2 separate regions of the Mus musculus genome follow, and region 2 is linked to region 1. A link is a contact called in ENCODE POLR2A ChIA-PET data. All regions are on one chromosome and are shown on one strand. The core of a region is the stretch at or near the end of the contact, and the rest is flanking DNA. Distances in the headings are between cores, read along the strand shown. Region 1 holds the start of Ccnd1 (cyclin D1). Region 2 holds the start of Tpcn2 (two pore segment channel 2).

What was found. ChIA-PET counts read pairs that join two places held with the same protein, here RNA polymerase II (POLR2A).
Region 2: POLR2A ChIA-PET joins it to region 1 with 15 read pairs in embryonic stem cell. The contact joins the promoter of Tpcn2 here to the promoter of Ccnd1 in region 1. POLR2A ChIA-PET finds 5 or more read pairs at or near these places in 3 of 5 experiments (Patski and embryonic stem cell).

What each region holds. Positions count from the first base shown.
Region 1 is chr7:144,937,493-144,941,162 of GRCm38, reverse strand. It overlaps Ccnd1 (cyclin D1), which reads left to right and starts at 1,332. Exons shown (of 5, transcript NM_007631.3): 1 at 1,332-1,667; 2 at 3,061-3,276. The coding sequence starts at 1,470.
Region 2 is chr7:145,282,081-145,285,534 of GRCm38, reverse strand. Tpcn2 (two pore segment channel 2) reads left to right here and starts at 1,524. Exons shown (of 25, transcript NM_146206.5): 1 at 1,524-1,684. The coding sequence starts at 1,624.

The DNA.
Region 1 (3,670 bases), core at 83-2,582:
TTTACCAGTTTCTTCTGGGACACGAAAGTATTCCGTGGGAAATGTGTGTGAATAGTTCGCCTAGCTTGAAGTCGGGTATTGTGAAAACGTTTCCAAAACTAGGGAACTAAATAATGGACGAAGGTGGTGGAACCGCTTTATTCTAAAAATATTTTATTTGAATCTATAAATTATAAACTTAGGAGTCCATTCAGTTAACCACGACCATCTATAGATTCTCTTTAAATATCACCTTATCGGCTCACAAGTTTATCTTGATTCTCACCAGCCGCCCCCCCCCTCCCCCAACTCAAGACTGCAATTCTAAAGGTGGAGAAACACCACCACCCTCAACGAAGCCAATCAAGAAGCTTCCGGTGGTCTGGTTCCTGGAAGGGCGACTAATAACTTGCAGCGATTTACTTTTCTTAATTAAAAAATAAATTAGGAAGGAGCCTATCGTGTCTCAACCTTTTCTTCAACGGTTTATTTTTCTTGGGCAAACCGCCTGCAGTGGAGGAGGGGGATACTGGGGGACCCTGGCCAGGATAAACCGGTCACTGTATGAAGACAAATCTCAGATCCCACCCCACCCCCCCAGCGAGGAGGAATAGATGAAATAATGGCCACCATCTTGAGCTGTTGCTGGAATTTTCGGGGTTTTATTTTATTTTTGAGCGAGCGCATGCTAGGCTGGGGATCCTTTAAAGTTCAGATACCCCTCTGGCCCTTTGCAACCACCCCAGTGCGCCAGGATGGAGCCTGCACGAGAGCTTAGGGCTCGTCTGGCATCTTCGGGTGTTACACAGTTCCTGAATTTTACACGTGTTGATGAAATTGAAAGAAGACAGGGACGCTGGGATTTCTAAGCAATGGGTCCGCCTGTGGGTGCCTCGTGGCGTACTCGGAAACGCACCCATTCTCCCGGTTTAAGAACAGGGTGTCCTTGCACCCCCAGGCTCCCCTTCCATACATTCTTCCTTGGCTTGCGTGTGGCCTGGCCTCCCTCCTAGCTGTCCTCCTGTCCAGAGCCGCCACTACCCCACCTCCACAGGTCTCGGAGGACCCTCTTAGGGAAAGAAGCCCCCCTCCCCCTTGCCCCGCTCTTTCCCAGTTTGGAGAGAAGCAGTCCGAGCGATTTGCATATCTACGAAGGCTGAGGGGGAAGGGTTTGGGCTTGCCCCCCCCCCGCCGCCCCCCCCCCTCACTGCTCCCGAGCCCCCTCCCCCTGCACCCGCCTCGGCCCTCCCCCTCCCCCTTTTCTCTGCCCGGCTTTGATCTCTGCTTAACAACAGTAACGTCACACGGACTACAGGGGAGTTTTGTTGAAGTTGCAAAGTCCTGCAGCCTCCAGAGGGCTGTCGGCGCAGTAGCAGAGAGCTACAGACTCCGCGCGCTCCGGAGACCGGCAGTACAGCGCGAGGCAGCGCGCGTCAGCAGCCGCCACCGGAGCCCAACCGAGACCACAGCCCTCCCCAGACGGCCGCGCCATGGAACACCAGCTCCTGTGCTGCGAAGTGGAGACCATCCGCCGCGCGTACCCTGACACCAATCTCCTCAACGACCGGGTGCTGCGAGCCATGCTCAAGACGGAGGAGACCTGTGCGCCCTCCGTATCTTACTTCAAGTGCGTGCAGAAGGAGATTGTGCCATCCATGCGGAAAATCGTGGCCACCTGGATGCTGGAGGTAAGAGACTTTACAGGCTGCTAGCTTGGGACCCCCTGGCAACTTGTTGCTATCACCAACATCTTCCTCCCTTCTCTTCCCTTCCGTCACGGAGTTTTCCGGGTGCGTTGCTAGGACTCGGTATTCACAAAATAAATAGATTGGGTCCTTTTGAACGAGGAAGGTTTGGGAGTTGGGAAGATGGGAATTCCTTTTCCTGGTGGAGGGCAGTCGGGGAGGGGTGCCTTCGAGGGAGGACGGTGTCAGCGACACCACAGAGGGTGCAGGCTGAGCTTCTGTGGCCCCCGCTTGTGCCCCATTCCTGCAGCGCCTCGGCGGGGGCCGCCCCTGCGCGTTTCGCCAGCTCAAGGGGGGAGGGGGCATAAATTTGATTTTTAAATTAATATCCATGGACACGTATGCAAGGGCCGCTCGTGCCAATATTATGCGCCATCTTTGCTCCTTTATTGCAAAGCAAAAAGTGTTTATTAATAATTGGGGGCAGGGCAGGGAGCGGCAGTAGGGGCGCTGGGACAGGCACGAGGGGCCTCGTGGCGGCCGGGAATCACTAAATAAGACAGTGTGAGGAATATTTGGGGTGGGGGATTCTTTGTTCAAACAGCGGACCTGGGTACCCCGCACACGCTGCCTGGCCCAGAGAAAACGCCAGGCTGCAAGGTCGCGTGGCCCCCTAGTCAATGAGACTGACTGTTGTGCGTGCGGTTCTGGATTTGGAGGAACCTGTCTAGGTCAAACTGGGGGCGGAGGGGGACAAAAGCACATTTTCAGATGTTCAGCAGGAGACTCAGGGGTCCCAAAATATTTTAAAATAATTTTTAAAGTGAGGCATAATGCCCTTGTAGAGGCAAACAGCGCCCGCACCCTGCAAAAGGGGGGCCCCCGGAGTTTGAGTTGCTGGAGCTCACCCCCCGATGTCCACTGAGCTCCTGACCCTCGGCTTGGATCAAGGGTCGTCCGATGGTTATTTTCAGGTCGTTTTTAGGCACCTAGTTATTTTTTAAATATTTTTAAATATTTTTTGAAAAGATGACGTCTGGGAAATGCAGCGCGGCGGCCTGGGACGCCACCATTGTGTCTCGCGTGCGCTCGAGCGGCGCCCAGCCCCCGGCGCCCCGCCAGCCCCGCGGTGGGGTTCTCTGGCTTGTGGCTTCCTAATTTCAACAGGGGACCGGGGTCTCCGTGGCCACCATTGCTTCGACCGGCCCCGCCAGCTGCCCAAAGACTTTCCCTTTCAGTTTCAGGGTGGGTGGGCACTGGGAACCCTCGGAGCAGGAGCGCATCCCAGGGAGTTGGCCACCGGAATCCCTCTCTGTGCAATCTAGGAGAAGGGAATGGGGTCGTATCGAGCGACGCCCCCCTCCCACGTTGACGGTCAGGGTCCGGATCCCCGCAGGTCTGTGAGGAGCAGAAGTGCGAAGAGGAGGTCTTCCCGCTGGCCATGAACTACCTGGACCGCTTCCTGTCCCTGGAGCCCTTGAAGAAGAGCCGCCTGCAGCTGCTGGGGGCCACCTGCATGTTCGTGGCCTCTAAGATGAAGGAGACCATTCCCTTGACTGCCGAGAAGTTGTGCATCTACACTGACAACTCTATCCGGCCCGAGGAGCTGCTGGTAACCACGTAACCCACCACCGACAATCCCTCTTTATGCTGGGTGGTGGGAGCTGCAAATGGCAGGAGATCCAGCCATCCATGGACAGATCTCCTGCCCCACGAAAGGCACCCGCACCGCACCGCACGACACCGAAATGGCAGTGAGCAGAATGCCAACCCATTCTACCTCTGTGCCCGCCCTCTTTCCGTACTGGACTCCCCACCATGTCTGTGGTGAAACCACTCTGAAATGTGGGCGGTGTGCGCCCCCTAGCGACGTGCAGGCCACGGCGCTGGCGGTGGGAGATTCTTTTTGTCCGCAGTCTGTCCCCTTAGTATTTCTACAGGCACATTTTGTTGTTTACCTGTATGGGGTCCCGGGTTGACCCAACTCTTTAGACCTTCTCGAATCA
Region 2 (3,454 bases), core at 275-2,774, 340 kb before region 1:
CTGAGTCCTGGGATTAAAGGCTCTGAGCCAGCACCACCCGGCTGATATATGTGCCTTAACTGCCTTCCCCAGGGGACAAACCTGTAGAGATGGGCAAAGGAGAGTCAGAGAGCAGGAAGTCTTGCGTCAAATGTGGAGGTGGTGCATTTGGAATCTGAGCATCCAATCTGTGCTTGCCAGCTGTGAAATGGGGGTGGGGGGGGAGGGATATAGTGATCCCAGGAGCTGGGAACCGTCTCAGGCACCCCAGGCACGCCTAGCAAGTGAGGAAGCATGGATCTCAGGCCAAGCTTCAAGAAAATTAACTCAGCCTGTCTCCTTGATGGGTCCACGGTGGGTTTTTTCCTCCATCTCTGAAGAATATCTCACAATGTGGCTGAAGACAGGGTTCAATGGTGAAATGTATTTGTCATGTAAATCTGAAAACCTGAGTTCAGTCCCTGGAACCGACTCCTGAAAGTTGTCCTCTGACCTTCAAGTACTATGTGGTATGTCTGAACCTGCCTGCACTTGTATATATACACAGACACGCACATACACATGAACACATACGTATACACACATAACAACAACAATAATAATAAAAGAAAAAATTAAAAAGATCCCAGTAGAGTGACCATACTCTGATTTCAGCCTTCTGAGGCCTCAAGAGATAGTCCTATCTTTGGACTTCTGATCTCCAGGCAACAGATTACAGCTCTCTCTCTCTCTCTCTCTCTCTCTCTCTCTCTCTCTCTCTCTCTCTCTCTCTCTCTCTCTCTCTCTCTCTCTCTCTCTCTCCTTCTCCTGGAATTAACTAGTAGTAGGCTGTTCCCAGACTGACATCAATCCTCAGGTCTCTGCTACCTGTAGTACTGGGATTCCATGTCTGTGCATCAACATACCCAGTTTCAAGCTTTAGTTTGTTTAATTTCTGGAGAAATTCAAGATTCATTTTTGTGGGGCATGACCTCTGTGGTCACTCCCTTGTTCACAGTACTCACATGCGTCAGAGTCACGCAAAATGCTTGCTTAAACACTTCTGGGCTTTGAGTCACACAAAATGCTTGCTTAAACACTTCTGGGCTTTGGGTGTAGCAGGGGTTGAGAGCTTGCCTGGCGTCTTATAAGGCTCTGGAAATAAAAAGCAAGCAAGCAAGCAAGCAAGCAAGCAAACTCAGTCAGTCAGTTACACATTCAGTCAGTCACTCAGACAGTCACTAAGTCAGTCAGTCAGTCAGTAAGTCCCTCAATCAATCAGTCAGTTATTCATTCATTCACTCAGTCAGTTATTCACTCACTCACTCACTCACTCACTCACTCACTCACTCACTCACTCACTCACTCACTCACCCACTCTCTCACAAGAAGAGATTCCTTCTGACATTCCTAGAGCTGGGACGGAATAGTAGTCATTTGCATTGATTGAAAAACTTCCTTGATAGCCTTAGCTTCTTTGCCTTCTGCCACTAGGTGCTGCAGAGAAGCGGAGCGCCACCCATTGGGGGAGGGGCTTGTTGCTTCCGCCTTCCAGAGGGATTTCTCCGTTCTCATTGGCTGTTGCTGGGAGTCATCACAGAGCTCCTCCTCCGGAACGCCTGGCTCTCGCGGCTGGGACCAGGTCCGGCCTGTTACATTGGTGGGATGGCGGCAGAAGAGCAGCCCCTTCTGGGCCGGGACCGAGGCAGTGGCCAGGTCCACTCCGGTGAGTGAGGTGTCACTTTCAGTTTTACTTTTCTTTTTTCCTTACTTTTTGAGACAGGGTCTCAAGTAGCCAGGCTGACCTTGAACTCCAGATCCTCTTGATTTGGCCTTCCAAGTGTTGGGGTTACAGCACCACTCTAGCTTCTTCCTCATTAGGGAGAAAAGCGTGCTCCAGCCCATGGTCCCCAGGCAGTGAGTGGCCGAACATCCTCTGAGAGCGACTTTGGAGCACTGCTTTGGCTGCTAAGGGCTGAAGCTGGTAACCTAAGGCCAGGGAGACTTCCTTCCTTGTTTTCTTAAGTGCTTCGGAGCCTTCTTTCCTTTTCCCTTCCTTGGTCAGGGACATTGCTGAGCCCAGGGAGAGTGGAGTTAGCCTCCCAGTCATCTCCAGAGGATGCTGGCTGACAGGCAGGAGGATATTCTTCTCATTTTCCAGATGAGCAAACCTAGGCAGAGAGAGGGGAGGGGGAGAGGGGAAGAGGGAGAGAGAGACAGAGTGAGTTGTGCCCTCCTCACCTCTGACCTACCTAAGGTCACAGCCCTGCCTTCTGGTGTGGTCACTGCCCTGTGTGTGCTGGTGGCCTGGTCATTCAAACTTCCCTTTCTGAACTTCCTTTCCTCCCTGTTTGGGAGCAGACTGGGTTGGCACACTGGCCCCTGTCTACCCATAGCCCGTGCCTTTTCACTGAAGAGTGAGGACATAGGGTCCGTAATAGGAGACGAGGAAGCTAGACACTGAGGTGACCACATGTCCACCTACTCCTCCCTCTCTGCTGAAACCACTCGTCAGGGACAGGGCATATGGTTCAGGGGACACATACTTGGTGTTAGGCATCTGGAACCTTTCTGGGGCTGCCAGTTGCTGAGTGTGGGTCTTCGTCGGGTTACTTAGCTGGAGTTTCAATACAAGGGGTAGTAACAGACTGGTGGGGTAGGGGACACATTTTGAGGATCCAAAGAGAGATTTTGTGGCATCCAGTGCGTGGGTCTTAACAGATGTCCATGATAGCAGTGCCATGCTGCTTCTAAGCCTTGTCCCTGCAGAGTGGACAAGCGACAGGTTTAGCTTTCTCTGTGGAGGCAAGACTCAATGCTGGGCATTGTCACACAAGAGACTCACTCTCTGGGAAGGCTGGGCAGTGTTGGATGAGAAACTCTGGAGGGTCTTTTTCCAAACACTGTGGTTTTGGGTAGGGCTGTTGAGAACCCAGACAACACTCTGTATTTGCATCTCCTAGACTGGGCTGTCTATGAGAATGAACCTTTCAGTCTCCAGGTCAGCATCCAGTGGGTGAGAATCTCCGCTCTGAGTTTGGCTGACCTGTGGTCAAACTCTCAGAGGGGGTAGATATTGCTGCAGGCCTGCCTTCCCAAGGATCCCAGGGGTCCCTACAGATGTGTCCTGCTAAACCAGGCCCACCTGACTGGCCCCTGTCAAAGGTTTCACAGAGTGGTTTTTATCTTGTTCCTGACTGCTGTAAAAGAGGGGGAGGCTGTTTATAGGCTTTGTGGGCTAACTGCAAAGTGGAGGACCGTCATCTGTGGGTACTGATGGGAAAATCGGGGAGGAACCTGTGCAGAAAGGTGAAGGACTTGTGCAAGGTCACACAGCATGCTGGATAGGGACGAGGAAGCTAGACACTGAGGTGACCACATGTCCACCCACTCCTCCCTCTCTGCTGAAACTAGAATGGCTGTGTGTAGAGAGAGAGGGGGGCAGAGCAGGTCTAGACCTGGCTGACAGGGAATAGAGGGTATCATGGGAGGACAG